Linked DNA regions of Homo sapiens: regions 1, 2 and 4 are each linked to region 3. The links are chromatin contacts, found by Hi-C or POLR2A ChIA-PET in ENCODE. All regions are on one chromosome and are shown on one strand. Each heading gives the region's core, a stretch centred on a gene start or an enhancer-like site at or near the end of the contact. The rest is flanking DNA. Distances are from core to core; before and after follow the strand shown.

The links. Hi-C counts contacts between places; a loop is a spot of excess contacts on that map. ChIA-PET counts read pairs that join two places held with the same protein, here RNA polymerase II (POLR2A). Pooled maps may share reads with other maps.
Region 1: a loop to region 3 is called in a pooled map, with 10 times the contacts of the local background. The contact joins the promoter of STK40 here to the promoter of RRAGC in region 3. A Hi-C loop is called at or near these places in 1 of 168 maps with a recorded cell type or tissue (breast epithelium) and 5 of 50 pooled maps. POLR2A ChIA-PET finds 5 or more read pairs at or near these places in 1 of 52 experiments (activated B cell).
Region 2: a loop to region 3 is called in a map of sciatic nerve, with 30 times the contacts of the local background. The contact joins the enhancer-like site here to the promoter of RRAGC in region 3. A Hi-C loop is called at or near these places in 1 of 168 maps with a recorded cell type or tissue (sciatic nerve). POLR2A ChIA-PET finds 5 or more read pairs at or near these places in 1 of 52 experiments (activated CD4-positive, alpha-beta T cell).
Region 4: a pooled map shows a loop between it and region 3 (6-fold over the local background). The contact joins the promoter of OSCP1 here to the promoter of RRAGC in region 3. A Hi-C loop is called at or near these places in 1 of 168 maps with a recorded cell type or tissue (naive thymus-derived CD4-positive, alpha-beta T cell) and 7 of 50 pooled maps. POLR2A ChIA-PET finds 5 or more read pairs at or near these places in 1 of 52 experiments (T-cell).

What each region holds. Positions count from the first base shown.
Region 1 is chr1:36,381,450-36,387,173 of GRCh38, reverse strand. It overlaps STK40 (serine/threonine kinase 40), which reads left to right and starts at 1,250. Exons shown (of 11, transcript NM_001282547.2): 1 at 1,250-1,451. LOC124904012 (a long non-coding RNA gene) reads right to left here and starts at 983. Exons shown (of 2, transcript XR_007065779.1): 1 at 847-983; 2 at 1-755. RefSeq lists enhancers at 403-772, 803-912, 1-936 and silencers at 1,143-1,522, 1,673-1,742, 2,043-2,092.
Region 2 is chr1:40,879,735-40,885,224 of GRCh38, reverse strand. No RefSeq gene overlaps it. Among named protein-coding and RNA genes, the nearest start is that of CITED4, 20 kb to the right of the region's middle. RefSeq lists enhancers at 905-1,406, 3,319-3,818. Within about 2 kb of position 4,029, at least 2 of the 41 ENCODE cell types and tissues checked have a DNase peak (open chromatin) inside an H3K27ac peak, as active enhancers do.
Region 3 is chr1:38,858,462-38,864,216 of GRCh38, reverse strand. RRAGC (Ras related GTP binding C) reads left to right here and starts at 4,445. Exons shown (of 7, transcript NM_022157.4): 1 at 4,445-4,807. The coding sequence starts at 4,571. It overlaps RRAGC-DT (RRAGC divergent transcript), which reads right to left and starts at 4,324. Exons shown (of 2, transcript NR_186075.1): 1 at 3,978-4,324. MYCBP (MYC binding protein) reads left to right here. Exons shown (of 5, transcript NM_012333.5): 5 at 1-1,724. GJA9-MYCBP (GJA9-MYCBP readthrough) reads left to right here. Exons shown (of 3, transcript NR_037637.1): 3 at 1-1,727. RefSeq lists an enhancer at 4,226-4,520 and a silencer at 4,156-4,915.
Region 4 is chr1:36,445,466-36,451,856 of GRCh38, reverse strand. It overlaps OSCP1 (organic solute carrier partner 1), which reads left to right and starts at 1,406. Exons shown (of 10, transcript NM_145047.5): 1 at 1,406-1,599. The coding sequence starts at 1,488. LOC107984940 (a long non-coding RNA gene) reads right to left here. Exons shown (of 3, transcript XR_001737976.2): 3 at 2,292-2,399. RefSeq lists a silencer at 1,011-1,280 and an enhancer at 5,195-5,489.

The DNA of each region.
Region 1 (5,724 bases), core at 1-2,500, 2.5 Mb after region 3:
ACATTAATTTCCTTCTCTGAGCACTGGCTTCCTCAGCTGTAAACAGCCTCCTACCTAATACTGTCTCAAGTGCTCCATGCAGAGTGTGGCACAACGGTGGGAGCTGTCCTGATTACTCTTGTTAGTCAGCCCTATCAGCAGCTCAGTGGGCACCAGGCATTCAGAGACAAAGGACACAGGTAGAGGCAGCCAGACTTCACTCATATCAGCTCTTGTGTCCTGGCACTGCCTATGTGGAGATGACAAATGCACATACACACAAGTGGCCACACACCCTAGGAAAACCCAGCAGTGCACACAAGCTTAGACACGTGTGCCCACACATGGATATAGAGTGACCCAGGGGACAGCTGGAAAGACAGCCAAGAGTTAGACATCATAAGCAGCAAACACCCTGACTCACACCTCTGGGACAAGGGAGTGGGGCTACGGCCGCTGGTGCTGCTGCCACTGAGCCCTTCTAGCTGCTTCTGCATGCCAAGGGAGGGAAGCCAGGCTCTTAGAGGGCCCCAGTGAGTCACTTGCCTGATGCAATCCCTTTAAAGGGCTCATCTGCTGGTGCAAGAAGCTGATTCATGGAGGGCGTGGTTGCTGGAGGAGGAGGAGAAAGGGACCGAAACTGCAGCAGGAGGAACTGAGGTTAGATAGCTGTAGTCGCTAATAGGAACGCTTCACTGTAAACCTCCCTGGTCAAGGCTTCAGGGATCTCCAGGTTGAAGGTTGCCATCCTCGGGGTTTCTACAAAGGCGACAGACCTAGAGGGAAATGAATTATGAGCGCTGCGACAGGAATTTCTGTCTTTTATTGAGCCTAACTGCAGGGCTTTCCTCACAGAGTTCCACAAACCGGGAAATGAGGATCAAGGATGAGTCACTTTTCTGATAAATACACTACAATTGGCCGATCTTCCAACCGCTGGGGACTTCAACCTCGGCAGGGGGAGTGTAGGGCCCGCGAGGTTCTGTGGGGTCGGGCGGGGCGGTGCCTCCGTCCCAGCCTCGCCGCAGATATAGATCAGCAGTAAGTACCGCCCCATTAGAGCCTCGGCCTCCAATCGTGTAACAGGTTTCGCCCAGACCCCACCCTGAACCAATCCTCAATCGGACTCTGGCCTCTTGCCTGAAGTCTTCCGCCCATCGTCAAGATGGCGCCCCAATCCGAAAGCCGTGGGGCTGGAGACGCAGGCGGAGGGCGGGGCCCGGGGGGGCGGGGCCGCGGCTAAGGCTGGGGAGGAGGGGGGCGGTGCGTCACTTCCGTTGTCAGGTGGCGGCGCCGCAGCCATGGAGGGAGGCGGCGGCGGCGGCGGCGGCGGCTCGGGTGGCTGCGCTGGGAGGCGGCGGTGAGAGGCTCGCACGCCTCCAGCCCGGCCCCGGCCCCCCGGGAGGGAGAGCCGAGCAGCCCCGGCTCTGGGCTACGGACTATGGGCGAATAGCTCTGACCACCCGGCGAAGGTGAGGGCAGGGGTCCAGGAGCGGGGAGCCGGGTGGGGGTTGCGGGTAGGCGGGGCGGGCCCCGGCGGCCGCGGCGGTGGAATCGGAGTGACAGCCTGAAGCCATCTGAGTGCAGCAGAAATGGCCCCGGCGAATGCCCCCTCCTCCGCTGGGGCTCTGCCCTTCCCCGGCGGCAGGGGCGAGGGCTGCCTCGCGCCGGGTACCGGGAGGCCGCGGGAGCTTCAGTCCCCGCCGCAGCTCTGGGAAGTGGGCACTGCCAGCTTTGCCTAGAGTCACCCAGCCAGTGAGTGAAGCAACCGGCGTGTGAATCCAGCCAGATCTTTCCAAAAAGACACCTTCTGCCTCTCCGTGTTTCCCTCCTAATCCCGAGGGTGACTTGATAGTTAGAACGAGTCCCCAGGGAGGGCCAGCCAGGGCTTCCTCCAAGAGCCCTCACTCTGGCACGGGCGCTACCGCTGCTGGGGAATTTTCATATCCCGGGCGGCGTTCAGGTACGAGTCACAGCTACCTGCTTGCCAAGGCCACGTTTGGCCGGCCTTTTCCAAGGAGAGCTTGCTGTGGTCAGTGTTTCACCTGCCGAGCCGGTCAGGCCCGCCCATTCCCACGCCACTTGGCCCCGCCTTCCAGCCAGTTAGGTAGGGACATTCGGATTCCTGATGCCGAGTTTTCTGCCCACCCCAATCCCCAGGTTTGAAGCCCTTTTGTTAGCGGAAGGAAGAGATGACAGCCGCCCTCTGTGTGGCAGGATAGACTTTGCTCTGTTTTAAGTCACTGGAGGAAACCGGTTGGCTTTGCTTTGGTTTTGAGAACCAGTGGGGAAGAGGGTAGGCATACTGGGCTGGGCGCCTTTCCCTCTTTGAGTAGTTTTGCGTGAGATAAGGAAGAGCAGAATGTGTAATTGTAGGGCCAAAATAATCTTGTTTGTAAACAGTGCCTGTGAGCTCCTTTAGTGCTTCCTAATGGCCGTGCTGTGCAAGTTGTTGGTTGGGTTAATCTAGACAGTCCTCATTCATTCATTCATTCATTTCTCACATGACCACAACAAGAGTCCTTGCCTAGAGGCAAGTGCTAGACAGCATAGTGGTTAAGAGTAGGCTTTGGAGCCAGACTTCCTGAGTTCAAATTCTGGCTCAGCAACTTTCCAGCTGTGTGTACCTGGGCACATTGCTTAGTCTCCCTGTGCCTCAGTGTCTTCGTCTATAAAACAAGGATGATAACAGAGAGAGATATTATGAAGAGTAAAAAGTTAACATGTAAAACATACAACCATGTTTGCCACGTAATAAGAATTCAATAAATGTTATCTATTTTTATTTCAAGGAGCATACAGTCTAATTAAGGGAAATTGACCTGTAAACAAATGGTTGAAATGTGGTCTAAAGAAGCTAGTAGTGGCTGGGCGCCGTGGCTCATGCCTGTAATCCCAACACTTTGGGAAGCCGAGGCGGGCGGATCACCTGAGGTCAGGAGTTCGAGACCAGCCTGGCTAACATGGTGAAACCCCATCTCTACTGAAAATAGAAAAATTAGCTGGGCATGGTGGCACAGGCCTGTAATCCCAGCTACTCGGGAGGCTGAGGCAGGAGAATTGCTTGAACCTATGAGGCAGAGGTTGCAGTGAGCCGAGATCAAGCCAGTGCACTCCAGCCTGAGTAACAGAGTGAGACTCTGTCTCAAAAAAAAAAAAAAAAGAAGAAGAAGAAGCTAATAGCAGCAGCAAGAGAGTACTGTGGGAGCCCAGTGGAGAAAGGGAGAAAGCTGTGAGCTCAGCCTTGGGGGTGGGGTGGGGACGGGAGTGTGCCATGAAAAGGCTTGGCAGAAGTGATGCTGGAGCTGAGTCTAAAAGGAGAGGAGGGGAGGCTTAGCCAGGTGAGAATGAATACTTTGAGAGCGAGATAGACAAATAAACTCATAGTTTATTCCAGAAATCTCAGATTGTTCAATCTAGTGGTATGGAAGTTGATATGGTGCAAGTGAAGCAGTATAGGTTCATGAAAGAATGCCATATTAGCAATTTGAGATATCATGCCCAGGGCAGCCGGGAGCAAGTGAAAAGGTCTGAAGCAGAGGAATGACATGATTGGTTACATATTTTAGAAAGATTTCACTGGAGTCCCAGTAGAGGAGGGAAGGAGGAGGACAGGAGCGACTGAAGGGCTGGAGAACTCTTCGGAGACAAACCTAGGCTTCTGAGAGAGGAGAGTTGGTGCTGGGGCGATGGATCTTTGCTGAGGAAGCACCATGTGCAACCAGTGCCAGATGGCAAGCTCCTGCATTGGCCTGGGCTTCTCTGCCTGGCGCAGAAGTGCCTGGCACATGTGCCCCTCTCTTCCTGGGATTGTAGGTTGCTTGAGCAGCTGGAGAGATAAGACTGCCCTCTCAGAAGGCCAGTTGTAAAGGGTGCTGTGTTTGCTAACTTGTGCTTTTAATCTGACCTTTGGGGAAGGCAGTAGATTGTAATAGTTAAGAGGTTATTTGAGGCCGGGTATGATGGCTCACGCCTGTAATCCCAGCACTTTAGGAGGCCGAAGTGGGCAGATCACCTGAGGTCAGGAGTTCAAGACCAGTCTAACATGGAGAAACCCCTTCTCTACTAAAAATACAAAATTAGCCGGACGTGGTGGTGCATGCTTGTAATCCCAGCTACTCAGGAGGCTGAGACAGGAGAATCTCTTGAACCTGGGAGGCGGAGGTTGCGGTGAACCAAAATTGCATCATTGCACTCCAGCCTGGGCAACAAGAGCGAAACTCTGTCTCAAAAAAAAAGCTTATTTGGCTCTGCCATCAGACAGATCTGTGTTCTACTTCTATCCCTGCTGGTCACTAGGGATTACTTATTCTCTCCACCACAGCTTTCTCATCTGTAAAATGGGGACAATAAGAGTACCTTCGTAATAGGGCAGTTGTGAGGAGTAAGTAAGATGTTACAGGATGAGTACTTAACAGACACTGAGTAGTAAATGTTAGCTCTTATTACAGGCTACAGGAAAGAACTTTTAGGAATTAGTTGCAGCAATTCATGGCAACTAGAACTATGTCCCATTGAGCTGTCAGAAGTGTCCTGAGGGATCACAAGATCACAGAGTTTTATTTTATTCTTTCTGAAAAGAAAATCTAAGGGGAGTTTACCCAGTCTGTATGGGAGCCATGCAGATGATTCAGTTTGGCTCTTTAAAAGAACTATTTTTAAAAATAGAAGTAGGACTGCTGAGAAAAAAATAGTACTTTAAAGTATACATGGGTTGGCCAGGCGCGGTGGCTAACGCCTGTAATCCCTGCACTTTGGGAGGCCGAGATGGGCAGATCGCTTGAGCCTAGGAGTTCAAGACCAGTCTGGGCAACATGGCGAAACCCGTCTCTACAAAAAATACAAAAATTAGCTGGGCATGGTCATACGCACCTGTAGTCCCAGCTACTAGGGAGGCTGAGGTGGAAGGATCTCTTGAGCCCAGGAGATCAAGGGTGCAGTGAGCCGAGATTGCACCACTGCATTCCAGTTTAGGTGACACAGTGAGACCCTGTCTCAAAAAAAAAAAAGTATACATGGGAGTAAATGTATTTAGAATTTCTTCTCTGTGTGTCCCTGCTAGCAACCCTAGTCTGGTACCTGAATAAGCAGCATCAAGAGGCATCACACACACTGATGAGTGTGGTAGCTCAAAATACAGAGCCCTGATTCCACATACATGAGCTCCCATGTGTGGCTGGGGCTCTGCTGGGTCCTGGGGGCAGGAGGAGGATGGAGAGGCAGGCCCTACCATGGAGGAGGTTGTGATCTAGGGGCAGGCTCCTAACCAGTTAACATGTGCACAGTTTGGCAAGTCTCTCACAGAAGTCTATAGCATGTGGGGGAACCCAGTGGAAGAAGTGATCGAGCTCTAGGATGAGGAGGAGACTGGGGAGAACTTCAGAGAGCCCTTAGAACTTGAACTGGGACTGGGCACAGCAGCTCACACCTGTAATCCCAACACTTTGGGAGGCCGAGGCAGGAGGATCGCTTGAGCCCAGAAATTGAAGACCAGCCTGGCCAACATAGTGGGACCCCATCTCTACAAAAATTAAAAAAGAAAAAAATTAGTTAAGCGTGGTGGCATGTACCTGTAGTTCCAGCTACTTGGAAGGCTGAAGTGGGAGGATCACTTGAACCTGGGAGTTCCCAACTCCCAGTAAGCTGTAATCACACCACTGCACTCGAGCCTGGACAACAGAGTGAGACCCTGTCTCAAAAAAAGAACTTGAATTGGATCGTGAAGAATGAATAGAGTTTTCTGGG
Region 2 (5,490 bases), core at 2,780-5,279, 2.0 Mb before region 3:
GTTTCACTATGTTGGCCAGCTCTGCTCTTGAACTCCTGACCTCAGGTGATCTGACCGCCTTGGCCTCCCAAAGTTCTGGGATTATAGGCGTGAGCCATCGTGCCAGGCCTGTTTTGTATTTTTTGTAGAGATGGAGTGGTGGGGGAGACCTGGGTCTTGCTATGTTGCCCAGGCTGGTCTCGAACTCCTGAACTCAAACAATTCCCCCGCCTAGGCCTCCCAAAGTGCTAGGATTACAGTTGTGGGCCACCACTCCAGGCAGGTCTTCATCGTCCTCCTTTCTGAAGCATGCATCTCCCGGCTGTGTAGTCTTGAGACTTAACCTCTGGGCCTCCTGATGCCCACCTGCTAAACTGCTGTGCAGATGAAGATGCTATTCGTCTTGCACATCTTCTCTGGGTCAGGCACCACCGGGCAGGACAGATGTTCTCACCTACTCCCGCAATACCCCAATGTTGAGCCGTAATGGAATAGTTTAATCCACACCGCCGGCATACATTAGGTGCTCCGTCCAGGCTAGTTCTCTCCCCTTCCCTCATTTCCCCACAAAGCCCCTTGGTGGCTGGGGCCGCCCAGGTGTGCTGACTCACCTGTCTAGAGGAACGGACTGCGCCAGGGGCTGTATCGCTCGGGCCCCGCCACCCCCTGCCCCCGCCCGTCCCGGGCCAGCGCGGTGCAGCCGGGGTCCTGAGCTGCCCCAGGCTGGGAGCAGCGCAATTATCCTAATTACAGCCCGGCCTCCGCGGTGGTGGTGAGCGCGGCCACGCCGTCCCGAGAACGCCCCCGAACCAGGGCCCGAGCGTGGGAACCGCCGTGCCCTCTGCCGCGGGCGGCGGCGGCAGCCGCGTCGGGGACTCGCCCGCCCGCCAGGCCTGGATGGGCGATAAGCCTGCCCCGCCGCTCACACCCGCGGCTAATGACCCGGCTGCGCTCGGCGCGCATGGCCCCCTTTCGACTGCCCCTTTCATCTGCCCCCTCCCAGCGCCCCGCACCCATCAACTCCGCATCCCCATACCTGGGTGGGGACAGCGGCGGGGCCCGAAGCCCCTACTGCCAGGAGCAGCGAGTGGCCAAACGCGCGAGGAGGTTCCCAGGCGCCCGGGGTGCGAAGGAGGGAGACTACGGGCGCCCCGCCCGCAGAGTCCACGCACATCCGCTCATTCATTCATCCATTCGTTCGTCCACGCATCCACTCACTCAGTCACTCGTTCATTTATTCACGACACAGACGTTTTCTAAGTATCCTCTAATGACTGTTTCCTTTTCTGTAAGTTGGGAATAATAATACTATGTAGGCCAGTCGCGGTGGCTCTTGCCTGTAATCCCAGCACTTTGGGAGGCCTAGGCGGGTGGATCACCAGGTCAGGAGTTCGAGACCAGCCTGGCCAACATAGTGAAACCCCGTCTCTACTAAAAATACAAAAATTTAGCTGGGTGTGGTGGCAGGCGCCTGTAATCCCAGCTACTCAGGAGGCTGAGGCAGGAGAATCGCTTGAACCCAGGAGGCAGAGGTTGCAGTGAGCTGGGATAGTGCCATTGCACTCCAGCCCAGGCAACAGTGCAAGACTCTGTCTCAAAAAATAAATACACACATACATACATAAATAAATAAAAATAATAATAATATGAACTTTACAGGATCATTCTAAAGTTTAAGACGGGCATGGGGAGGAAAGAGATGGCTCATTTATTAAGTACTTGTTCTCTCCAAATACACACTAGCTCACACTTCTCACAGCAGCCCTGAATTAGGTAAAACCCCATATTACAGACATGGAGACTGAGTCGCAGAGAAGCCATGGGATTTGCCAAATAACAGGAGTGTCAGACTTTTGTCCTCTGAAGCAGCTCCCACTACACCACGAAGTGAGTATGCAGTTAATGCCTGTTGCACCAAATAATAAAAATAATTACTATAAAAAAGAAAAAACATAAAAAAGAAAAAGAACACTATTGCAATTGACCATAAAAAAATTAAAAAGGCCAAGCACAGTGGCTCATGCCTGTAATCCCAGCACTTTGGGAGGCTGAGGCAGGAAGATTGCTTGAGCCCAGGAGGCTGAGGCTGCAGTAAGCCAAGATTGCACCACTGCACTCCAGCCTGGGTGACAGAGTGGGACCCTGTCTCAAAATAATAATAACAAATAAATAAAATTAAAAATACATTAATAGGAAAGAAATATATATATATATATATAAGAAAAACAGCCGATATTTCTGGAGTATTTATGCTGTGCCAGGCACTGTGCTAATTACTTTCTATGCATTATCTCATTTAATACTTGCAAAAACCTCAGGAGCTGGGCATCATTATGGTATTCCCATTTTACAGATGAGGAAACTAAAGCTGAGAGAATATGTCACTTGCTCAAGGCCACACAGTTAGCAGTGGCTGAAGTCAGGTTTGCACCCACCAAGCCAGGCAGGGCCACCCAGGCTCTTCGCTATGCAGTTGAAATAGAGCAGCCCCCCAGCTGGGCGCTGTGGCTCACGCCTGTAATCCCAGCACTTTGGGAGGCCGAGACGGGCAGATCACGAGGTCAGGAGATCTAGACCATCCTAGTTAACATGGTGAAACCCCGTCTCTACTAAAAATACAAAAAAATTAGCTGGGTGTGGTGGTGGGCGCCTGTAGTCCCAGCTACTCAGGAGACTGAGGTGGGAGAATGGCGTGAACCTGGGAGGCAGAGGTTGCAGTGAGCCGAGATCGTGCCACTGCACTCCAGCCTGGGCGACAAAGCGAGACTCCGTCTCAAAAAAAAAAAAAAAGTAGAGCAGCCCCCCCTCCTCCCCATCTCTCAGTGTCCTTTCTGCCTAAGCTTAGGCACAGAGCCACTGAATGCCTTCTCTTTGGCCCAGCTGCTTCTCACCCCAGGGACCAGCTCAAAATTATCAGGGAACAGTTTCGAGATCTGGTGCGGAGGAAAGGCATAAGATAGAGATGGGGAGCCTGAACTTTTAAACTCTTCAGGCCTCAGTTCCTCAGCTACAAAATGAGCTCAGCAGTCCTTGTTCTGTTTCCCTCACAGCACTGTTGCCCATTTGTTGTTCTTTAGTTTGCTAATTTCCTTCATTTACTGGGAACATTTCTTTTCCTTTCTTTTTTTTTTTTTCTTTTCTTTCTCTTTTTTTTTTTTTTTTTTAAGGCAGAGTCAGTCTGTTGCCCAGGCTGGAGTGCAGTGGTGCAATCACAGCTTTCTACAGCCTCGACCTCCCGGGTTCAAGTGATCCTCCTGGCTCAGTCTCCTGAATAGCTGGAACTGTAGCCACGCACTATCGTACCTGGCTAATCTTTTTATTTTTTGTAGAGATGGGGTCTCCCTATGTTGCCCAGGCTGATCTCAAACTCCTGGGCTCAAGCAATCCTCCTACCTCGGCCTCCCAAAGTCCCGGGATTACAGGCATGAGCCACCACACCTGGCCTACTTAGAACATTTCTTCAGTGCCAACTATGAATTTGGTGCAGGGCTAGGGAGACCAACCATCCAGGTTTGCCCAGGACTGAGGAGTTCCCAAGATGCAGGACATGCTGAAACTAAGACAGTCCTCAGCACACCAGGATGGTGGGTCACCCTGCCTGTGCTGGGTACTGGGGATTTGAGGAGCATCAGGGCCCGGGCCTGGCCTGATCCCTCTGGAAACTGGAAAGGCTCCTGCACACGGGGAGGTATGCCCCATGCAAGCTGTTGTCACTGGGAGCAGGGAGAGGGTGAGGTACCCTGGCAATATGCTGTGCTCAGCTTTTTCCCAGTTCCCTGGCTCCAGGCCCAGGCAGATTCGGCAAAGCAATCCTGGCCATTGCCTGGCTGGGAAAGCCAAGGCTGGAAGTGGCTTTCCCACAGCAGCTGCCATGAGTCAGTGCCCAGGGGCAGGGTGGTCAATCCCACCTCCAGCCACCCACTCCCCATGTGAGCAAGCCGCTTTACCTCTCAGAACTGCCTCCTGTCCTTACCTGGGGGTGGAGAGGAATGTGGCTGGGTGATCACCAAGCCTGGTAGTGGCCTTCTGTTTCCGAAGGCCTTTCCAGGAACCCTCCACTTCACCAGGAATTCAAAGGCGTGGGTGCCTACCAAGAACTTGGTCACTGCTGAGTTCTTGGCAATAACCAGGTGAGGACATGCCAGAAAGCACCTAGAAAGATGGGCTTTTGAAATCAGACAGAACGAGCCGTAATCCCAGATGGTCACTGAACCTCATTTTCCTCCTCTGTAGAATGGGAGCAATACCACCTACCTCTCACTATTGGGGGAGTGAATAAGATTCTGAAGATGTGGAGACAAACCAGATGCTCAGAACACACCAGTCCCCTTCTTGCCCCTCCACCTATCATGCACTCTGTGCCCCAGCTGGCCTAGTCTCAGCCTAATAGACCCTTCATCTGCTCTCTGCCCTCTCCTCTATTCACTAACAAGCCTTCATTGGCTATCCACCATGTGCTGGTCTTTTTAGGAACTCAGGTGAAGCAGACAGATTTTCTTCTTAAACGGACTCTCTGGCCAGGTACAGTGGCTCAAGCCTGTAGTCCCAGCAATTTGGGAGGAAGAGGCAGGAGAATCTCTTGAAGCCAGGAGTTTGACACCAGCCTGCACAACAAAGGGACACCTTGTCTCTTTAAAAAAAAAAAAAAAAAAAAGGAATCTCCTTTCCCTTTCTTATAGGGGAAGTCAAGGCAACTTCTGGGAGGAGAAAGAGCAGCAGTGGCCATGGCCCCTGAGAAAATAGGAGACCAGCTCCCTCATACTGCCCCTTTCTTGGACTGTCACCCTCTTCCTGGATGCCCTTTCCCTTCAGCTGCTGTCCCTCATCATCACTAACATCCCCCACCCCACCCCCAGCCTCCCCACCCCACTGCTCCTTTTGTTCAGACACCTCCTCCAGCAGGGAGGCCTGCCCTGGGTCCCCGGGCAGAATTAACTGTTCCTTCCCCCATGAAGTCTGAGCAAAGTTTCTCCTTCCCAGGGCCTCTGCCTCTTATCTTTGTAGCTTGCAGGGTCTAGCTCATTGTTGGCAGCCATGAATATGGAGAAAGGAGAATCAGAAGGGAAGGGGTGGGCCTGAGTCTATGTTCCAGTTTGGGAAGTTAACAAAAGAATTCCTGCCCGCTCTGTGCCCAGGCGGTGACATTCCCTCCAGAAAGGGAGAAGGTGACAGAGGAGAGGAAGTCTGCCAGGGTAGGGTCCATTCTACGTCCTTCCAGTGTCTTCCTGCCTCACCTCTTGCCCCTGTTTTATGCCCTGAGGCTGGCTGTGAGCAGCCCATCTCCATTGGCAGGAGGCTGCTGGAATGGGGGAGTTTCCCAGACTGGGATGCACATGTGAGGACATCAACTTTGCTAGGAGCAGTGGGTCTCCTCGAGAAGTCATTTCCTTGTGTGTGAGGGGCTTGACCAGATGACCTTAAAGTCCTTCCAGAAGCAATCTTAGGATGCAGAAATGCTGAGATTTCTGGATCTTCATTTCCAGAATCTGTGATCTGAAATGGTTCTGTCCA
Region 3 (5,755 bases), core at 3,196-5,695:
CCATGAATCTTCTGCTCTTGTTTGTGTGACATGGAACAAATAACTTCTTTGCCACCACTTTGCCTTAGATAACTGTGTGTGTGTGTGCCAGTTTGAACTCTGACACCACATTTTCCTTCTATGCAATCATGCCTGTCTGATAATCTTGCATTGCTTTCCTCTGAGCTTTAGTGGGTCCTAGTTGCACACTGGCCTTTCTGTGCTGTTTTTCAATTTGCCTAATAATAGCAGTTACCCTGATTGTAATTTATGTAACTTTAAACAGGATCACACTGTACCCCCTGCCTGCCTTATTTGCTTACTGAGCACAGGACAGAGGCAATATACAACTCTGGGTTCACACACAAGCTGAGATGAGAAGAGGAATGAGCCATATATTGGGGAAAATCATAGTTTGTAGGTATAATTATATAGTGCTTTTCTCCCTCAAAGTATTTTTCTAGCCTTGAATTCATTTTATCTTCATTATCCCTGTGAAGTAGGTGGGACAAGTATAAGGGGAAGAGGGGTGCTGAATTTTTAGGCCAAAGACTGATATTAATACAAATCACTCACTAACTGTAGAGCCTTGGGCATTATCAGTGAACTACTCTGAGATTTACTGTCTTCATCTGTTTAATGAGTAGAATGTCCGTGATGCCTACCTCACAGGGTTGTTGTGAGGGTCAAATGAGAATGTATGTGAAAGATTTGTAAATGGTAAAGCACTATATTCTTGTTTGTTAGTCCTTTTTCCTTTCTTTGGGTAGACCTACAGTCAGATGTTTTGTTTTATGGATCACTTATTTTCCTTACTGGTAGACTGTCGTTTTATAGACATATTCCTATTTCATATATTCTCTCCCTGTTGTTAGAGAACCTATCTTTGTTTTTGGTCAAAACACACATAGAAAACAAAATGATCCAATGAAAACTGGTTTAACTAGCAAAAGCCTTGGCACCTGTTGGAGACTATGACCAAGCCAATAAAAAGGGCATTTAAATCAGCCCTGTTAGTAGGAATGTGGCTATGGCTGGTGCCTCTTCTAGTCACAAGTTTGTTTTTGGAGGGGGTCCAGAAGATCATTCCCTTGCATAGATTTCTCTTTTACCAATTTGAGTGCCTCCTACATGGGCAGCAGTGGACTAAGTGCTGGGTGTGATAAAGAGGAATGACTTAATTATGAGACTGTATATAATCAAATACAGTGTGGGTTAGGACCTGTGGCAGACCATTATAATAAAGCATGGCCCCGTGAGGGTTTTGAAAGAGAGAGAGACTTGGCTTCCTTAGTTGGTATGATAGTTTCTTGGTAGATACAGGTTGAAAATTTTTTGTGGCAGCCAATCCTCATGGGCTTTTTACTCATTTGATTAGTATTAATATTTATGTCAGTAAGCCAGGTGACTGTGACTGTCTTTGGTACCATCCTTTTTGAACAGAAAGGCAACATGTGGGTTGGATAATCACACTTTTAGGTGAAACTGACTTGCTTAAACTGTAACAGTCAGTGCTATTTAAGAATTCAGGATAAGCTTAGCCTCTAGAGGTCCTCTTCAACATTTCTGTCAAGGATTTGGATGAATACAACAAGATGCTCCATGGAAGAGAAAATGGATAAATGGATCCCACCAGTTAAGCTCCTATTATGCTTCAGCTGCTTTGTCTATAAAATATCGACTTCACATCTTGCCTATCTCACAAGTTGGTTGTAAGAATCAAATTAAATATAATGGATGTAAAAGTGCCTTGCAAACTGTAAAGGATTACATACAGACCAGATGGTGGTAGTGCCAAATCTGTAAGTGACACAAATTGGAAAGTCTGGTTGGAAGACTATATTGAAACAAGCTTTAAAATGATTAACCACGTGGAATACCCAAACTGCTGGGCCTAAACCAAAAAGTTGAAGTATCAAGTCTTACATTTAGGTTAAAAAATGCAGTTATACACATTTAGGCACTAGGATTGCTGACAAAGTATTAGTTACAGTGATTATCAATGTGACCCACCCTATGGATGCTTAAAAAAAATTACATTCTGGAAAGCAGGAATAGAAATACTGTCTAGGTGTTAAATGGTCATTCTGAAAGTTGTACTGTTTAGTATTGCTTTGTAGGAGTCAGATGTTTGATGGATATTGACAAGCTGGAATGCATATAAAGAGTGACCAATAGAGGATTTGAATATATAAGGCTGGGCTCTCCGATTTGGTACACACTAGCTGCAAGTGGCAGTTAAAAATTTAAGTTCCTGGTGGGGTGCCGTGGCTCACACCTGTAATCTCAGCATTTTGGGAGGCCATGGAGGGTGGATCTTGAGGTCAAGAGATAGAAACCATCCTGGCCAACATGGTGGAACCCCGTCTGTACTAAAAATAAAAAAATTAGCCGGGTGTGGTGGTGGGCACCTGTAGTCCCAGCTACTCAGGAGGCTGAGGCAGGAGAATCGCTTGAACCCGGGAGGTAGAGGTTGCAGTGAGCTGAGATCGCGCCACTGCACTCCAGCCTGGCGACAGAGCGAGACTCCATCTCAAAAAAAAAAAAAAAAAAAAAAAAAAAAATTCCTCAGTTACACTAGCAACAATTCAAGTGCTTATTCCTCATAGGACTAGCGGCTACATGTTTGACAGTGCAGATAAAGAACATGTCTATCATGTATATCAGTTGTATTGAACAGCACGATAGGAATGGTTGAAACTGAGGATGTTCAGCAAGGAACAGAGAAGACTTAGTGGGTAATGAATACTGCAATCTGGTATTTGAAGGGCTGTCATGAAAAAGGTGAAGACTATTCCTATTTTATTCTATTATAGGCTTCAGGGAGTGTGGTTTGGCTTTAAGACTTTTTTTTTTTTTTGAGACGGAGTCTCGCTCTGTCGCCAAGGCTGGAGTGCGGTGGCGCGATCTCGGCTCACTGCAAGCTCCGCCTCCTGGGTTCAAGCCATTCTCCTGCCTCAGCCTCCCGAGTAGCTGGGACTACAGGCGCCCGCCACCACGCCCGGCTAATTTTTTGTATTTTTTTAAGTAGAGATGGGGTTTCACCATGTTAGCCAGGATGGTCTCGATCTCCTGACCTCATGATCCGCCCGCCTCTGCCTCCCAAAGTGCTGGGATTACAAGCGTGAGCCACCGCGCGGCCGGCTTTAACAATTTTTAAACAAAGGTTTACCACAGTGGAGTTGGCTGCCTTTCGAGATGGTGAGCTCTTTTACCTTCGAACTATTTAAGTGCATTCTGCATGTCTATTAGACACTATAGAGTTGGTTCGTTTTAGGTGAGAGGTTGGGCTAGATGACCTCTAAGGGTGTATCCTACCTCTAACTTCTGGGTTCAGACAAAACCAAAGTCCCAGACCTGCCCGCATGTGCGAATTTTTCCTTCATAATCAAGAAGTCAGTCTCCTTGGAGGGCTGGGAGCACCCCCACTCCTGTACTTTAAAAAGTGTATAGGGCTGTGCTTTAAGAGGATCCTCTTCTCAAACTTCCAGTTCTAGAGCCTGATTATCAAAAATAAAAATTCCTCTAGATTTCTCGGACATATTTGGTGACAAGCATTTGCTTTTGTTTGCTTTCATTATTCAATACTTTGGTCTCTAATCTGAACGAGGTCATAGAAGAGGCAGTGTTCTATGGGGGATGGAATTCCTAGAGTAGACTTTGACAAGGCGGGAAGGAGGGCAAATTGAGTCCCGTTGGGTTTGAAGTGGCAGCAGTATCCACTATCGGCGACTTACTGAAGAAAGAAGATAAGATGTTCTAGCTTGGCTGCATCTGCTTTCCCATCAGGGTCCAGCTACCTGCTAGAACAAACTATCACGGTGACCCATGACTCTGCCTTGGTTGAGGTTTGCCCTCAGTGTGGCTGGCTCCCCCATACCTTTGCACATCCCAATCTATCCATCCACCTAGATCTGCTCAGACGCTTTCTCATTCAACTCCCGAGCATTATTTATCCGTGACCTTCCCACATAATATTTCGTAGCGAGGTTACTTACGCAGAGGTCCGATCTCTCTGTTCATCTTCAAGCAACCTGAAGGCAGGCAGGGTCTGCGTCGGATCCAGTTCTGTGCCCCTTGGTAGGCACCCAGGACACTGCAGGCATCAATAAATATCGGTTGGGCAAGTACAGTTGCAGGATGAGGACAATCAATTCTTCCTCAAATGCCGGGAGAGCATCTCCATAGCGGTGCTCTGGGAGCCCGGAAGAAGGCAGGGGAGCGGTGCAGACAGCGTTGTATGCGGGCCGGGGCGGAGGGCTGAGGGCCCGAGCCGGGGCTAGAGGCGCGGCCGGGCCGCCCTCCTCGTGACTCCTCCTCCCCCCTCCGCGGCTCTGAGTCAGGTGATTCCGGCACGTGACGGGGCACCACCTACCCTGCTGCTCTCGAGTAGCAGCTCGGGCGGCCAATAAGCGGCTGGGCTTCGGCTCGGGGCCTATGAGAGCCGGGCTCCGGGGGGCGGGCCGGACTGTGGCGGCTGCCGGGGGCGGTGGCGGTGGTGGCGGCGGCGGCGGAGGCGGACTGGGGAGGCGGCGGCCTGGCTCGGCCTGGCCTGGCCTGTCAGGGCGCGGGCGGCGGCGGCTCCAGCACCATGTCCCTGCAGTACGGGGCGGAGGAGACGCCCCTCGCCGGCAGTTACGGCGCGGCCGATTCGTTTCCAAAGGACTTCGGCTACGGCGTGGAGGAGGAGGAAGAGGAGGCGGCGGCGGCGGGCGGAGGGGTTGGGGCAGGGGCAGGCGGTGGCTGTGGTCCGGGGGGCGCTGACAGCTCCAAGCCGAGGATTCTGCTCATGGGACTCCGGCGCAGCGGCAAGTCCTCCATCCAGAAGGTGAGCAGGGCTGCGCCCAGTCCCCCGCCCCCTCCCCGGTTCTCAGGTGGCCGGTAGCGGGGACGCCCGGGAGGGCGGCGGCCGGGGCCCGCCTGCGCTCCGTCCCTCCGCACTTTCTCTTCCACTCTTGCGAGCGCACAGGCGCGGCCCGCGCGGGGACCCCGACCTCTGTGTCCACGCCCAAGTCAGCTGAAGCCAAGTGGAGCGCTGAAGGCGAAACTGGTTGCCGGGAGGCAGGTGCCCGGTGGCACCGCCCAAGACCTCCGCCCCCTGGGACCCAGCTCCTGTGTCATTTACGAAACTGAGACGTACTCTCCAGTTCTCACTTGGAGAACTTCGTGGACTCCCTCCCCTGGCCCGTTTTGATTTGTTCTCACTTCAGGTGACCTGAGTGTTTCGGGATTCCCAGCAGAGCCCCAGGGAGCAGCGTCAGGAAGAGTTGTGACTAAGACACTGGGCGTTGTAATTCTCGCTACTGATGTGAAGGAGACTTCGCTGTAGCATTACTGGGAATTGGGTAGTGAGATTGCACCCATTTCAGTAGTTGTGGCCTGGTGAATGTAATTACTGGTGCTGTTCCCCCTGTAGGGGTGTGTTTTTAAAAATCTGAGACTTTGAGAATATTTTGCAGACCTAGTCTGTTTGTTTTCACTTTTGGGCCTTCATGAACAAATGGAGGGCTGTACACGTTTGTTTGTTTATGTTTTTGAGACGGAGTCTCTCGCTCTGTCGCCCAGGCTGGAGAATGCAGTGGTGCAATCTCGGCTCACTGCAACCTCCACCTCCCTGGTTCAAGTAATTCTCCCGCCTCAGCCTCCCGAATAGCTGGGATTACAGGCGCGCGCCACCACGCCCGGCTAATTATTGTATTTTTAGTAGAGACGGGGTTTCACCATGTTGGCCAGGGTCATCTCGAACTGCTGACCTCAAGTGATCATCCGCCTTGGC
Region 4 (6,391 bases), core at 157-2,656, 2.4 Mb after region 3:
AAAAAAAAAGTGATGTCTTCTGACATTTAGCTTAGCAGCCAGTGCAAGGTAGAAGAGAGAAAAGAACAGTGATACAGAGGAACATAGCAATGCAGACAGAAAAACAAATGAAGGGATGAATGTAAGAAAGGTGTTGGAGGAAAAAGCATAATATGATGACTGATAAAAGACCCTGGGAAACAGATTTGGAAGCCAAGGCCCAAGTTTCAAGTTTGAGTAGCTGGAGGGAAAGATAATTAGTAGGTTTTGGAAGTACTGAAATTTACAGAAATGGTTGTTCATCAGAGTAAAAATATACAGCAGATGGCAAAAAGTAATCCTGGAGCTTAAGATGGAGGTAAGGAAGGGAGTCGCTGCCCTCAAAGAGAAATGGTTGGGGCCGGGCGTGATAGCTCACGCCTGTAATCTCAGCACTTTGGGAGGCCCAGGCGGGCAGATCACCTGAGGTCAGGAGTTCCAGACCAGCCTGGCCAACATGGTGAAACCCCGTCTCTACTAAAAATACAAAAATTAGCCGGGCATGGTGGCGGGCGCCTGTAATCCCAGCTACTCGGGAGGCTGAGGCAGGAGAATCGCTTGAACCCTGAAGGCGGAAGTTGCAATGAGCCGAGATGGCGCCACTGCACTCCAGCCTGAGCGACAAGGGCAAAATCCGTCTCAAAAAAAAAAAAAAAAGAAAAAAGAAATGGTTGGGAGGCCTTCGGAACAGCGTCGAGGAGGGAACTTCCCAGAGCCCCCAGGCGCATCCTCTGGGAACTGGACACACGGGGACGGACGGGACTGGTTTGCTTCATGGAGTATGAAACCAGGAGGGGCTTCACTTCAAGTAAACTTTTGGGAGGCGATGCAAACGACTCAGGACTTCTGATCCTTCCCTCGTCTAAAAGAAAAGTCAGTTACCATTTTTATTGAGTGCTTTCGGGGCCTTTCCATGATCTGACTGATTCCTCTCAGCCGCCCTGTGATGTGAGTGCCAGCTCCATGTTACGTAAGAGGAAGCCAAGGCTCAAACCCTGCCCGAAGTCACACAGCAAGAAATCACGAGCCGTGATTCCAACCCAGGTCCGTCTGACCCGAGCCTGCTCTAATGCCGTTCTGCCTGGGCTTTCCTCTGTTATAGGAACCTGAGGCCCCGCGCCAGCGGCCGGGGTCCCAAGCGCCGGGCTGGCTGTGTCGAGACCACCCCCAGCCCTGGCCCGGCCCTCGCCCTTTCGAGGGAAACCTACTCTCAGAAGCACAGCTCCCCAGCCGCGCCCAACGCCGCGCCGGCCTCTGGCTCGGACCAATCCCCCCGGGACGGTCCACCACCCAGACCAATTAGCTCCCGTCTTCAGGGCACCTCCCACCAAACCGCCTTCTGATTGGCTCGCTCTTCCCGTCACGGCGTTGCCCCAGCAACCGGACTATTGGGACGCTGCGGCCTGGCCTTCAGGCCACTGGCTACCGAACCCCGGGGCTCTTCACCAGTCCAGCTCGTTTCCAGCACCATGTCGGTGCGGACGCTACCGCTGCTCTTCTTGAACTTGGGCGGGGAGATGCTTTACATCCTCGACCAACGGCTGCGGGCCCAGAACATCCCGGGAGACAAGGCCCGCAAAGGTGAGAGGCCCCCGGCCCGCTCAGCCAGACCCGCAGCCAGCAGCCCGGCCCTCTCATCATCGCCCTAACACCCACAGCCAGACCCGCACCCCTACACACTTCACTCTTATAACCAGGGACCTTTCTTACAAGCCACATCCATTTGGAGCCCCTCGGGAGTCAAATCCCCCCAAAAGCTTTTTTCACAGCAGAGGAACTTAATACTCCCAGTGGACACTAGGGTGCCTGACCTCCCTAATTTCCCCATCTCTTCAAATGGGAGAGGTGATTTCCCAGTCTCTCTTGTCAATCAGTGCCTTCCAAATGTAGGAGTCCCAGCTGCCCACCATCTAGTATCATACCCCTTGCTAGTCCAAGCATCCTCTTTACCCCCAAGGAACAGGTTCTGATTTTTTTTTTTTTTTTTTTTTTTTTTTTTTTTTGAGACAGGGTCTCGCTCTGTCGCCCAGGCTGGAGTGTGTGGCACGATCTCGGCTCACTGCAACCTCTGCCTCCTGGGTTCCAGCGATTCTCGTGCCTCAGCCTCCCAAGTAGCTGGGATTACAGGCATGCACCACCACACCCAGCTAATTTTTGTATTTTTAGTAGAGATGGGGTTTCACCATGTTTCCCAGGCTGGTCTTCAATTCCTGGACTCAAACGATCTGCCCCCCTCGGCCTCCCAAAGTGCTGGGATTATAGGCGTGAGCCACCGCGTCCAGCCCAGGTTCAGATTCTTAATTTCTTTATGGTAGTATCTTCCCACATAAGCTGGAGATTGGTCTTACTCATCTCAGAAGTATTTCTAGAAATTTGGTGTTCTAAAATAATATAGATAAATATGAAAAAAATAAGAAAGTTATAAATCTCCTCACAAGTGTTGGAGGGGAATACAATTGTGAAAATAATTATATGAGAGCTTCGAAAATGCAAAATCTGCCTCCCATGGACACCACACTAATCCCCAGAAAAATGACGACTCAGAACACTCTGCCACTCTGTTCCTTTTCCTCTTTTCCTCCCTTCTCGGCAAACAACTTGCTTATACCAAATTTCCTAGGATTAAGTATGAAGGAAATATTATATTTCAAAGTGGAGGAGGAAAAGTTGAAAAGGCAATTGACATGGCCGCCAATTAAAACATTCTCTCCATTAATCTTTGTATGCTCAATTGATGTTCAACATACATATTCAGATGCTAAGCATACATATTCAGATATTAACTATTGTGTGTGTGTGACTGAGTGCAAGTCCATGCATAAAGAGCTAAAAATAACTCCCTATAACATACCCCCTCCATTCATTCTGCACATTGCCGCCAATGAGCTTTCTAAAATGTGTATCTGTCCAAACTTGCCCCTGCCTAAAACCCTTTGTCAGCTTTCCACTGCCATCTGGGTTAAGACCAAGTCCTTGCACAGGCCATTTCAGGGCCCTTCCTTATCTGATCTCTGTCTTCCTCTGCAGTCCCTTCTTCCACCACTGCCTGCCTCCTGTTTCCCAATAATACCAAACTGCTCATAGATCTCCGCTTAAACCATGTTTGTTCGTATTTCTGTGCTAGTAATTCCCATCCCTACATTCTTCCCCTTCAATCCTGCATTATTCGGCTTAAGAATCATCTCCTTCAGGAATCCTCCCCATATGCAGAAAGGGCCTGTGCATGCTCTCATAGCAGCCTGTGCTCCCATAGCACCCCATGCCTGCTCCTCAGTACCTTACCACTGGCCATGCTATACTGAAATGATCTGTGTATATGTCTATCTCCCGCTTGATTGTCTTATTCATCTTTGTACTCCAGCACCTACCATAATTCCTAGACCAGAATAAATTAGTGATCACAAAATGTTTTTTGAACTGATTATCTAAATTGGCAGTTTTATATAGCATTGTCATTTTTCCTTTGAGAGGGTTCTGTTTTCCTTGGTGCCTGTGTGATCTGATTTCATTCAGGCTAGTGGCACCAATGAGGTGACATGCTGGAGTCCTCAGACTGGTAGGTAGTCTGCATCTTGGAAGATAGTGTAAATTAGCAATTAAGAACATACTCTCTAGAGTCTTACAGACCTGGATCCCAATTCCAGCTTTACCATTTAACTAATTGCATGCCCTTTGGGTGTAACCTCTATAAACCTGTTTCTCCATAAAATGGTAATAATACATATATGTTAAAGCAAAGTTGTAAGGATTGAATGAAATAATGTATTTAATATGTTTAACACAATGAGTAATAGGTATCTTTCAAGAGGAGGTCTGGACAAGGCCCTTGGAATACTAGAGGACAGCTTTACCTTTAGGAGTTATAGCCTTTTTTCTGCTTTTGCTAAATATGGTTTTGGGAGTTTCGGCCATCTTTAGTAATTTACATTCGCACACTCATTCATTCCACAGATTTTGACTGAGTGTCAAACACTATGTGAGATACTATATGGAGCCTGATGCAGCCCTTCTGGACATTCACTGGAGGTAGGGCTATTGATCAGTCCACTCCAGTAACTGATTCTAGTGACAGCAATCAACAATAAAACAATGAAAAATCAAGCACTTACTTTGTACCAAGGGCTCCTCTTAAACACCTTAATCCTCCCAACTATTGTAACACATAGGTAATATTACTATCCCCATTTTACAGATGGAGAAACTAAGACTAATTTGCCCAGAGTTACATGGCTGGTAGGAGGAAAAGTAAAGGATTTGAGCCCAAGGCATCAGGCTCCAAAGTTCATACTCAGCCAATGTCCCCTTACTATAACCAATGTCCCCTCATATAACCAATGTCCTCATACTCAGCCAATGTCCCCTTACTATAACCACTTAGTCCCCTTACTATAACCACTATACTCTGCTGCCATACCTTGGGGACTATATCAGAATCTTAGTGGGGGTTGGTAGGTCAGGAGGAGAGGGAGGAGTCTGAAAAATATATATCCAATATACCCACTGATTTTATCAAATAAATGACAAAATAGTTGGCTGTTGGAGATCTGTAGAAGATAGAGTGAGAAAACAGGGTAGAGAGCATAGGATTCAACGGGCTGAGAAATACTCATGTCTTCCACCTATTCCACCATTTAAAGTTGTTGTGGCCACAGGAGCGAGAGCCCCTGTAACAGATCCCTGTACACAGGAGCCTATAAAACACTAGACTTGGTAAACTAGTCCTCTTCGAAGCTTTGAGTGGAAATCATATTTCTTCTAGATGTTTTCATTATCTTATACGACTAATTGGTCTCCTGGAGGCCATCCCTGTTCCCACAAGGCCAAGGCAGATGTTGCAGCTTCCCCCACAACGCAGCCTCTAGTTTAGCATTCAACAGAAAGGAAGTGCTCTCTCTATGAGGCAACTATCGAGTGTTGCATATTGAATGTTGTCTCCTGTTTAAAGCAATGGCGAGAATAATAAAAGCTACCTTTGCCTCTTAAAAATATTTATAAATAAGACCTTATTATCTTTTGCTTACATTCCTCATTTTACAGGAGAGGAAACTGAGGCATGTGGCCACAAAGTGATTTTTCCAAGACATGCCAATCACAGTGTAGCACAAGCAACCAAAGGGCAGTGAGACTCTGGTTTTATTTTTCTAGTTCCAGTTTAACGACTAGCTCTGAATAGCCTTGGGCCTGCCCCCACTCAAAACAGAACTAAAGTGGAGTTGTCACAAATAAGTCATCTGGAGAAATAATAGAAAAAGAGGGTGTTTCTCTTCCCTGTATTCTCAGGAGGAAAGGAGTAGGGGAGCACACAGCACTACAGAGACCCCTGCTGGCGTTCAGCCTGCCTGCCTTCGGGAGCATCTGCCAGTTCCATTTTATCAGCGAGAGTCACTGTCCTTCAGAGATGACCCCCTTGCAGCACCACTATTCCCCAAACACACCTGCAAGGGGATTAAAACTCCACCTCCTTGAATTCCCACAAGTCTATCACACTATACCACCAGTTAAATAAATGCTGCAGGGGCCGGGCGCAGTGGCTCACGCCTATATTCCCAGCATTTTGGGACGCCGAGGTGGGTGGATCACCTGAGGTCAGGAGTTCGAGACCAGCCTGGCCAACATGGTGAAAACCCATCTCTACAAAAAATACAAAAATTACCCTGTTGTGGTGGCAGGCGCCTGTAATCCCAGCGACTCAGGAGGCTGAGGCAGGAGAATCGCTTGAACCCGGGAGGCAGAGGTTGCAGTGAGCTGAGATCACGCCACTGCACTCTAGCCTGGGCGACAAAGCAAGTCTCCCTCTCAGAATAAACAAATAAAAAATAAATGCCAGGCCGGGTGTGATGGCTCACACCTGTAATCCCAGCACTTTGGGAGGCCAAGGTGGGCAGATCACCTGAGGTCAGGAGTTCAAGACCAGCCTGGCCAACATGGAGAAACCCCGTCTCTACTAAAAATAAAAAATTAGCCGGCATGATGGCAGGTGCCTGTAATCCCAGCTACTCGGGAGGCTGAGGCGGGAGAATCGCTTGAACCTGGGAAGTGGAGGTTGCAGTGAGCCGAGATCGCACCATTGCACTCCAGCCTGGGCAACACAGTAAGACCCTGTCTCAAAAATAAATAAATAAATAAATAAATAAATGCCACAGAAAGATAGATGTGGACATTGTGCCAAAGAAAACAGTATCTGCCAAACTTTTGGTGCTGCTTTCCCAATATTTTCTTTTCAAAAGCCCATGACTCTTGATGGGGGAAGATGGTGAATTTTCCCAGAGGAGTGTGATCTTGCAATGGAAACCCTTTGCAGCCGGTTAGGACATGGCACTGGCCATGCTTTCAGACTGCTCTCTTGGGAGCTTTTGGTATTATGTATTGAAGC